Linked DNA regions of Homo sapiens: region 2 is linked to region 1. A link is an interaction called in ENCODE POLR2A ChIA-PET data of the cell type or tissue named here. Cell type or tissue: OCI-LY7. All regions are shown on one strand. Links, peaks and the distances in the headings refer to the core of each region. The heading gives the core; the rest is flanking DNA. Region 1 overlaps OLR1 (oxidized low density lipoprotein receptor 1). Region 2 has its middle 26 kb from the start of GABARAPL1-AS1.

Region 1 (5,385 bases), core at 64-5,063:
ATGGAATTTGTGGTGATTCTCAAACTTTACTGTATGTAAATAGATTGTTAAAAGTGGCAGATTACAGATTTACCTCAAGATTCTGTATCAAAATGTCTCGAGAGCAGCACCGAGAAACACTTCCTCAAATGGTTTTAACTTAGAAGTTTGAAAGGTAGTATGTTATAGTGGTGAAACACCCAGACTCTAGAGTTACATTATCTAGGTCCAGATTCTTCTCTATTTGTCAAATGAAGAAAATGACTGGAACCTATCTCACAGAGATACTGTGAGGATTAAATGAGTTAATACCTGTACAGTACTTCCAACAGTTTCTGGCACATAGTGAGTGATATTTGTGTTTGTTAAATTATATAAAAAATAAACATAGTAAGTGATATTTGTATTGTTATATAATTTAACAAACACAAATATCACTTACTCTGTTTATTTTTGTGTACACACACACACACACACACAAAGAAATACAGTAAGTTTAAATACTACATTTTGTAATGTGTCCTTCTTACTTTGTCATAACTGGGAAAACTTGCCCAGACTGTCTTTTTAGTCCACAAAAAACTTATATACATCTAAATATATTTTTTGAGACAGAGTCTTCCTCTGTCATCCAGGTTAGAGTGCAGTGGCATGATCTCAGCTCACTGCAACCTCCACCTCCTAGGTTCAAGTGATCCTTCCACCTCAGTCTCCTAAGTAGCTGAGACTACAGGCGCACACCACCACACCCAGTGAATTTTTGTGTTTTTTGTAGAAATGGGGTTTCGCCATGTTGCACAGGCTGGTCTGGAACTCCTGGCCTCAAGCGATCCACCCACCTCAGCCTCCCAAAGTGGTGGGATTATAGGCATGAGCCACCACCCCCAGCCAAAAACGTACATATATTTATATTTACATAATATGATGGGGTTAGGCAAACTAAGAAGTAAGAAGCTTGCATTGACTGCTTTCAACTTGGTCTCTTTTTCTTTTCATAAGCATCAGTTTGGTGAAAAATCAACTTAGTGTTTTGTATGCTCTTTCTCATTCACTTTTTTCTGTTTTTCAGTCCCTCCTATTTTCTCCTCTCTGATAAAGCCTACTCTTATACATTTATTTAGTGGTTTTATGCCACAGTGAGAATGAAATTAAAATGCTGCCTTTCTCAAAGATTTTAATTTTTCACCTTTTGGTTGTAGTGTAGACCAGAGTACTTTGTTTCCCCTTAAGGAGATGGGAGAGATGATGATGATGATGGTGATGATAGTGATGATTTGAGGGTTCCTGAAAGCATCCATAAACATGTAGACATTGGTATATTTTGCCTATTGTCTAAGTCCTGTTTTTGGTTTGGTGGACTCCCTGTGAATTTTGCTACTGAAAATCTCCTTATTTTCTAAAATCTCGTTTAAATTGAGATCCTCGCTTTATATTAATATACTATTTTCCCTAGAACAACTCTGTACAAAAGAAATATAGTATGTGTTTTTTATATATATATATATATATATCATTAAAATTTCTAGTAACCACATAAAAATGAAAAAGAAGCAGATAAAATTAATTTTAGAAACACATTTTATTTAACCCAAGATATTTGAAATATTATTTCAATACTAATCAGTATAAAAATTTTTAATGGACTATTTTACATTCTTTTTCTTTTTCAAATTAAGTTTTCAAAATCTTTTGTGTGTTTTACACTTATAGTACATCTTAATGCAAACTAGCCGGGTGTGGTGGGTCATGCCTGTAACTCCAGCACTTTGGGAGGCTGAGGCAGGAGGATTGCTTGAGGCCAGGAGTTCAAGACCAGCCTGGACAACATAGCGAGACCCTGTTTCAATTAAAATAATTTGTTTTAAGAAATGCAAACTAGCTATATTTCTAGTACTCAAGAATCACATATGGCTACTGTATTAGACAACACATGTCTGAAAGCAAGACACATAGTATTTAAGCCTAGATTCATTATTCAAAGATATGAAATTTTAAAATGCATAGCATTACTTTTTAAAAATAGCAGAATGGCTATTAAATATCTGTTCTCCCAACCCTCACTTTCTTTATTTCCAACACAACTTTAAAAAATAGATCAGTTTCTAAAATTACATGCTAGCTTAACTTGCTTTTCATCAGGGGAAGTGAAAATGCTAAATGAGAAGTACATTTAGGTTGCTAAAATCAGTATGCTTTCTTTCTTTCTTTTTTTTCCCAAAAAATGAAGAAATAAGGACTCTGAGGCTATTTAGGTATTTGCAGAACCTGGGTAAAATTTTACTTAAGAAGTAGTGTGGGCAGGGCGCGGTGTCTCACGACTATAGTCCCACTACTTTGGGAGGCTTGGCCTACATGGTGAAACCCCATCTCTACTAAAAATACAAAAACAAAAACAAAAACAAAAATAAATAGTATGCACGTGAGAGAACTAAGGGGATCATTGATTTAAGAACTGCAGTACTGCTTTTACACAAACATAACTGACTGATGAGATATACTATCCTTCCCAGCTCCTTGTCCGCAAGACTGGATCTGGCATGGAGAAAACTGTTACCTATTTTCCTCGGGCTCATTTAACTGGGAAAAGAGCCAAGAGAAGTGCTTGTCTTTGGATGCCAAGTTGCTGAAAATTAATAGCACAGCTGATCTGGTGAGTGTTCATGGATATTTGTTGGGGTGGAGTATTGGTTGATAGGGAAATTAATCTGGTTTAAACTGTCACTGGAGGAATTCTTGTTTGAGAGCCAAAATGTCTGTTTTTTTAGCTTAGTCTGATCACCAATTTTGTGTATGACCTTGGACGGACAGGCTCTGTAGTATCTCTAGCCTTCAGTAAGTGTTTCCGTAAAACAGTCAAGGGGATGTCAAAGATACCTTTTGGTTCTTTAGTTTTGTGGATCCAACACTAACTGACTTTCAGATTCTAAAACCACCATGTGGATTCCACAAACTCAGAAACATTACTCCCCACAGGACTTCATCCAGCAAGCAATTTCCTATTCCAGTTTTCCATTCTGGATGGGGCTGTCTCGGAGGAACCCCAGCTACCCATGGCTCTGGGAGGACGGTTCTCCTTTGATGCCCCACTTGTAAGTTTCCCATTCTTTTTGATGCCTCTCTCGTCAGTTTCCTATTCTTTGCTGAACCTGCTAGTGAGGTCACTGCCTGCATCCCACCAATGTCCTCTTCTTGCCAGAGAGAAGCTTGGGGGAATTTCTCAAAGTCTCCTTCCTTACCTCTTTCACAAAAAGATTTACTCATTAACCATTCAGACATTTTCTTGAGTTTTCCTTCCCACATTTATTACTGATTGGAGGCTTTAAGACAAAAAGTTTCAAAAGCTAAGTTTCTGAAACAAGGTGGCAGTAAACCTAAGTTTTTTTGTTGGTTTGTTTTGTTTTTTCCTACCTGCAGATTTAGAGTCCGAGGCGCTGTCTCCCAGACATACCCTTCAGGTACCTGTGCATATATACAACGAGGAGCTGTTTATGCGGAAAACTGCATTTTAGCTGCCTTCAGTATATGTCAGAAGAAGGCAAACCTAAGAGCACAGTGAATTTGAAGGCTCTGGAAGAAAAGAAAAAAGTCTTTGAGTTTTATTCTGGAATTTAAGCTATTCTTTGTCACTTGGGTGCCAAACATGAGAGCCCAGAAAACTGTCATTTAGCTGGCTGCAGAACTCCTTTGCAGAAACTGGGGTTCCAGGAGCCTGGCACCTTTATGTCAACATTTTTGATTCTAGCTACCTGTATTATTTCACCTAGCTTGTCCCAAGCTTCCCTGCCAGCCTGAAGTCCATTTTCCCCTTTTTATTTTAAAATTTGACTCCTCTTCAAGCTTGAAAACCCTCTGAACTCAGTCTTCTTTACCTCATTATCACCTTCCCCTCACACTCCTAAAATTGCATGAAAGACAGAACATGGAGAACTTGCTCAAGTGCAGGCAGAGAGCAAAAAGGGGAAATATGTCTGGGAAAAAGTGCACGTGAAGAAACAAAGAAGGACAGAGGCCATTCCGAAATCAAGAAACTCATGTTCTTAACTTTAAAAAAGGTATCAATCCTTGGTTTTTAAACTGTGGTCCATCTCCAGACTCTACCACTTACGGACAGACAGACAGACAGACACACACACACACACACACACACATTTTGGGACAAGTGGGGAGCCCAAGAAAGTAATTAGTAAGTGAGTGGTCTTTTCTGTAAGCTAATCCACAACCTGTTACCACTTCCTGAATCAGTTATTATTTCTTCATTTTTTTTTCTACCAGAGGACAGATTAATAGATTTAACCCTTCACAACAGTTCTTGTTAGAATCATGGGATGTGTGGCCCAGAGGTAAGAATAGAATTTCTTTCCCTAAAGAACATACCTTTTGTAGATGAACTCTTCTCAACTCTGTTTTGCTATGCTATAATTCCGAAACATACAAGACAAAAAAAATGAAGACACTCAATCTAGAACAAACTAAGCCAGGTATGCAAATATCGCTGAATAGAAACAGATGGAATTAGAAATATATCTTCTATTTTTAGGCTTCTATTTCCTTTCCACCCACTCTTCACAGGCTATTCTACTTTAAAGGAAGCCTTTTTATTTTGCTGCACACAATCTAGCAGGAATCTTTTTTTTTTTTTAAGAGCTGTGTCATCCTTATGTAGGCAAGAGATGTTTGCTTTTGTTAAAAGCTTTATTGAGATATAATTAACATAAAATAAACTGAACATATTTAAAGTGTACTATTTGATAAGTTTTCACACCTTGTGGAGAACATGCATACTACAATTAAGAGAGTGAACATATCCATCATCCCTCAAAGTGTCACAATGCTCCTCCTGATGACTCCTCCCCAGAAAACCACCAATCGGCTTTCATTTTGCATTTTGTAGTTTTATGTGAATGGAATCATATAGTATGTCTTTTTTTTTTGTCTGGCTTCTTTCACTTTGCATAATTATTTTGAGATTCATATGTCTCCATCTTGATGCTCGTATGAATTCATTCTTTTAAATGTTGAATATTCCCTTGTATGGATATACCACAATTCATTTACCCATTTACTTGTTGATGACATTTGGGTTGTTTTAGTTTTGGGATATTACAAATAAAGCTGCTGTGAACATTTGTGTACAAGTCTGTATGAACATAGGATTTCTTTTCTCTTGGTTAAATACTTAGGAGTATAACGTCTGGATCACACAGTAGGTGTATGATTAACTATTTAGGAAACTGACAAACTCTTTTCCAAAGTTGTACCATTTTTCATTCCTACCAGCAGTGTATGAGTGCTCCAGTTCCATCTCATCCATGCCAGAATTTCATATGGTTCGTCTTATAGTTTTAATGATTCTAGTAGATATCGAATGGTATATCCTCATAGTTTTAATCTGTGTATCCTACAAAT
Region 2 (5,385 bases), core at 264-5,263, 80 kb before region 1:
GATTATAGGCACCTGCCACCACACCTGGCTAATTTTTGTATTTTCAGTAGAGATGGGGTTTTGCCATGTTGGCCAGGCTGGTCTTGAATTCCTGACCTCAGGTGATCCACCTGCCTTGGCCTCCCAAAGTGCTGGGATTACAGGCATGAGCCACTGCACCTGGCCTTCTGTTTTATTCTTTTAACCGAAAAATTATTTTATATATTTCGGGGGTTTGATGTGATGTTTTGATATATGTACACATTGTAGAATGATTAAATCAATCTAATTAACATATTCATCACTTCACATACTTTTTGTGCAATAGATCTCAAAAGCTTATTCCCATTGCCTAAACTGGAATTTTGTACCATATGACCATCATCTCCCCATTCTCTTTCCCCCAGTCTCTAGTAACAACCTACTTCTAGAAGTTTGACTTTTTTAGATTCCACATTTAAATGAGATCTTGCAGTATTTGTCTTTCTGTGCTTGGCTTATTTCACTTACCATAATGCCCCCCAGATTCATCCATATTGTCACAAGTAACAGAATTTACTTCTCTTTTAAGGGTGAATAGTATTTCACCGTGTATATATACCACATTTTTAAAATTCATCCCAATGAACACTTAGATTGCTTCCATATATTGGCTGTTGTAAATAATGCTGCAAAAGAAGACATGCAAATGGACAACAGGATATGAAAACATGCTCAACATCACTAATCATCAGGGAGATGCAAATTAAAACCACAATAAGATATTACTTCACTCCTACAGACTGGCTATTATCAAAACAACAGAAACAAAGATAAGTATTAGTGAGGCTGTGGAGAAAAGGGAACACTTTACACATTGTGGTTGCAGTTGTGAAGTAGTATAACCATTTGCAGAAGACAGTATGAAAGCTCCTCAAAAAACTAGAAATAGAATTACTATATGATCCCAGCAATCTCACTTCTGGGTATACATCCAAACGAATTGAAATCAATATGTTGAAGATATATCTGCACTCCCATATCTTTCATTTATTTTTGAGTCAACTATCCACTATCCACCAGATGGTACAGTGGGTAGCTGCTTTGGATTTTTGAGGAGAGAAGGGATTGAAAATGTTTTCCTGTTTATGTCCAACCTGGAGGTTGATACAAGTGAAGATCGCTTTGTGTAATGTGTTTTGTTAATATTTGTTAATGATTTTGTTCATATCACTATGAAAAGAAAAATTATAAATGTATCCCACATTAGTAAAATGAAATCAGCTTGACATTGACAATTCAAATGCCACTGTAAATATCATGGTCAACACTTCAGAAGACAAATCAAAATGGAGTGTTGAATGAGAAATTAAAATCAGCACATATATCCCATTTTTCTCATATTGCTCTCATTTGACTAGAAGCTGCAAGACAGTCACTCTTCTCTGAAAAAAAAAAAAAAAAAAACAGCAAGAACAGTAACAAAGAAATCCAGTCATCCAGTCAATTATGGGAGAAGTTTCTCCAGTTCAACAAGAGGAATCGAATGACCTATAAGAATACAGCAACTCAGATTGTGATGTCATGAAAGCCTGCTTTCCAACACCACAGGAAGAACTTTCAGATGCAAGCAGATTTCTGAGGAAATACTTACATACTGACGGGTTAAGAGAACATCATGTTTGCAAAGTACTTTAGTAAACAGTACAAAAATATCCATTCTATATGTGAATGTGTGCATATACATGTATGCATATATATATACATACACATATATAAACAAATATGCACATATACACACATACTATCCAATATCAGCCTTAACCTTCTCCTGATCTTAACTGAAATTTTAGACAAATTTCTTCCTAACTATAGTTCTCTGGCCTCCCTTTTCTTATAGTATTTACTTTAGAAAACTTGCAATTATAAATTATTTCTCAGCCGCTTTGAGGTGTAAATCTTTTCCAACCTATTGCCAGTTTTACAACTCAGTAATGTCATTTTCAAGGACCTAGAAGCCTTCTCTTTGAAATGTAACCAAGAAAGATTACGTAAAGCAAATGTAGCACATTAACATTTAAGAAGTCTGAGTCAAGACTAGCTATTTACACATTCTTTGTCTCTTTCTCACAACTTTTTCTGTAAGTCTGAAATTATTTTTATTTTATGAAAGTAAAAAATCGCTCCCCTCCTGAGTTTATTCATTAATTAGAAAGCTGATAAAGAAAAGAATCAAGTACTTCTCCTGCAAACTCTTATACAAACCGTAACAAAGAGTAACCTAATAATTGATGAGGTGAAGTCGCTATTTATGAAAGTACTTCAGCCAATAAATGAATAGGGAATGATTGAATTAAACTTTCAACGTTTTGTGTCATGAATTAAGGGACCTAGTTAATGACCATCAGTTGCTGCTGACATTACATAAAAGAGACACTAGATAGTAAATGCCTCTGAATGTAACTACACAACTCTTATTATGAAATAGTAGGGCTTTTTGCCCCTCATAAAATTATTCCAACTTGAATCTTACCAAGTATCTACCTTGCTACCAATACACAGGATATATATAGAAAAAAGAAGAAGATGTTGAACTACATACGGAGGTGCAATCAGCAAATCAAGACTGTGGAAAACCCTAAAAGACAAATGACTCAATTCATGCAAGCAACAAAAACAATAGCAAAAACAAAGGTAAAAGATATAACTAGTCACCATAGTGAATCCCTGTATAATTTACTTAAAAACAGAAAATGTACTGACTTAAATGTACTTAAAAATCAGGGAAATGTACTGACCGATAAAATCACATGATGTCTGATATTTCACCTTGATTGGAGAGTGAGTCGATGCTTGTTGAAGCTGGGTGATGGGCACGTGGTAGTTTACTCACTCATGGGAGATACACACTCACCTTGATTGGGGAGTGAGTTGAAGCTGGGTGATGGGCACATGGTAGTTCATTAAGTTATTATGTCTATATTACTTAATGTTTACATTTTTTCATAACAAAAATTCAAATAATATAAAAACTCTTGTCTCTACATTAGTCACTGGGAGCAGAGAACGTAAGTGAAGATCTATTCTACTAATTTCATCATGGTCAGAATAAGATCATGGCATGAAGCTGAACAATGAAAGCAAAGAAAAAAAAAAGGCATGTAGAAAATAGAAATGAGGGCTGGGCATGGTGACTCAGCCTGTAATCCCAGCACTTTGGGAGGCAGAAGCGGGCAGATCGCTTGAGCTCAGGAGCTCAAGACCAGCCTGGGCAACATGGCAAAACCCTGTGTCTACAAAAAATACAAAAATTAGCCCAGCATGATGGTGCGCACCTGTGGTCCCAGCGACTTGGGGGGCTGAGGTAAGAAGGTAGCTTGAGCCTGGGAGGTTGAGGCTGCATTGAGCTGAGATCACGCCACTGCACTCCAGCCTGGGTGACAAAGTAAGAACCTGTCTCCAAAAAAAAAAAGAAAGAAAGTAGAAATGATTATCCCGGAACACCTTGACAATCCCACCTGTGGTAATTTTCTTCTAGAGCAGATTACTATGGTGAAACCAAGCAGTAAAATTTAGCATTGGGCAAAATGTTTTAAGAAAGAGAAAAAGTGGCTCACGTCTGTAATCCCAACACTTTGGAAGGCTGAGGCGGGCGGATCACTTCAGGTCAGGAGTTCAAGTCCAGCCTGGCCAACATGGTGAAACCCCATCTCTAGTAAAAATACAAAAATTAGCTGGGCATGATGGCGGGCACCTGTAATCCCAGCTACTTAGGAGGCTGAGGCAGGAGAATCGCCTGAACCCGGGAAGTGGAGGTTACAGTGAACTGAGATCATGCCACTGCACTCCAGCCTGGGCAACAGAGTGAGACTCTGTCTCAAAAATGAACGAACAAACAAAAGACAGAGAGAAAGAGAAAAGAAGAAAGAAAGAGAGAGAAAGAAAGAAAGAAAAAGAAAGAAAGAAAGAAAGAAAGAAAGAAAGAAAGAAAGAAAGAAAGAAAGAAAGAAAGAAAGAAAGGGGAGGGAAGGAGGGAAGGAAGGAAGGAAGGAAGAAGGAAGGAAGGAAGGAAGGAAGGAAGGAAGGAAGGAAGGAAGGAAGGAAAGGAAGGAAGGATGGAAAGAAGGAAGGAAGGAAATGCTGCTGCCAAATTGGTATCATCCCCAGAGAGCAAGTCACACCTTTAGTCATGCCTTTTGCCTGGACAGAAGAAGCAATTCTCTATCTTTGTGGTACCTGGGCTTATTAGAACCCGTGCTCCTAGAGATTAATTATACAAGTTTGTTTGCTATATAATAGATTCTCTTACTTTGGAGATTTAATCTGTCCTTGATTCTTTTCCCCATCCTTGGCCACCAGCCCATTAGAAGCCTCATCTCATGATACTGTAAAAATATTTTCTCATCTTTTTTGTTAAATTAAGCTAAAACAGTTAAGTGACCACGTACAACAAAAGATAAAGGAAAAGTCTTTGGTGAAAGTTATCCCCTCATTCTGGCTTTTTAGAATTCTTGAGCTTTTCGAACATCTTAATAACAATAAGGTAAGAACCTAAGACTCCCTTCAAAGGTTTTGAAGTCTGAACGAACTGGAAAAATCCAGGGCCAAGATGTCATAAATATGATCTTCGACCTACCCATTGTTATCCTTGGTTAGGTCAGATTCACACAACTCTAAGTGAAATAATCATTATAATCATGTTCTGGATAAAAAATCTCATAAATTTAGACCCAAATGGGCTGGCTTTGTCTTATCTCACCAACTAAATTTCAACACATCATTTTGTTTGTTGAACTAAAATATGCTAGGCTGTTTTGGACAGGATGTTTCTGGTTCTGTGATATGTTCTCCACACATCATAACTCATTAGGTCAGTGAATGTACTTTTTAAAAATATGACTCTGATTGTCTCTTAATAGTCATATTTATTAAATTTCATTTTCATTGAGATTCAAATTAAATTATCTGCTAAGAATAAGTTCTAAGAATGTGGATTCTTTCTACCTGTTTCTCAATTTGTATATAGAAAAACTTTAAAGGGGAAGTTCCTTCTAGAAAGGTATGGTTATTTAACAAATATTATGTGTGTGTCTGCTAGCCTAGTGCCTGACACATATTTGTAAAGTAGTGAAATTATTCAGTGAATGAAAAAGGGCCAGATGCAATGGCTCACACTTATAGTCTCAGCACTTTGGGAGGCCGAGGCAGGCAGATCACCTGAGGTCAGGAGTTCAAGACCAGCCTGACCAACATAGAGAAACCCCATCTCTACTAAAAATACGAAATTAGCTGGGTGTGGTGGCTCATGCCTGTAATCTTAGCTACTCAGGAAGCTGAGGCAGGAGAATCACTTGAACCCAGGAGGCAGAGGTTGCGGTGAGCTGAGATCACACCATTGCACTCCAGCCTAGGCAACAAAGAGCAAAA

What was found. ChIA-PET counts read pairs that join two places held together with the same protein. Peaks named below come from ENCODE experiments on the same cell type or tissue, not always from the same donor. Only the 100,000 strongest peaks of a DNase experiment are listed, where the experiment ranks them.
Region 2: POLR2A ChIA-PET joins it to region 1 with 5 read pairs; 2 of 35 experiments call an interaction of 5 or more read pairs at or near these places.

What each region holds. Positions count from the first base shown.
Region 1 is chr12:10,158,030-10,163,414 of GRCh38, reverse strand. OLR1 (oxidized low density lipoprotein receptor 1) reads left to right here. Exons shown (of 6, transcript NM_002543.4): 4 at 2,490-2,629; 5 at 2,953-3,068; 6 at 3,394-5,114. The coding sequence ends at 3,535. Among named protein-coding and RNA genes, the nearest start is that of OLR1, 11 kb to the left of the region's middle. In OCI-LY7, for the core only: CTCF peaks have their summits at 4,491 and 4,696; a DNase peak (open chromatin) is centred at 4,514; H3K4me3 peaks cover 859 bases; H3K27ac peaks cover 1,227 bases.
Region 2 is chr12:10,238,112-10,243,496 of GRCh38, reverse strand. It overlaps a transcript of KLRD1 not described here. Among named protein-coding and RNA genes, the nearest start is that of GABARAPL1-AS1, 26 kb to the right of the region's middle. In OCI-LY7, for the core only: no CTCF peak of the experiment used is centred there; no DNase peak of the experiment used is centred there; H3K4me3 peaks cover 806 bases; H3K27ac peaks cover 1,580 bases.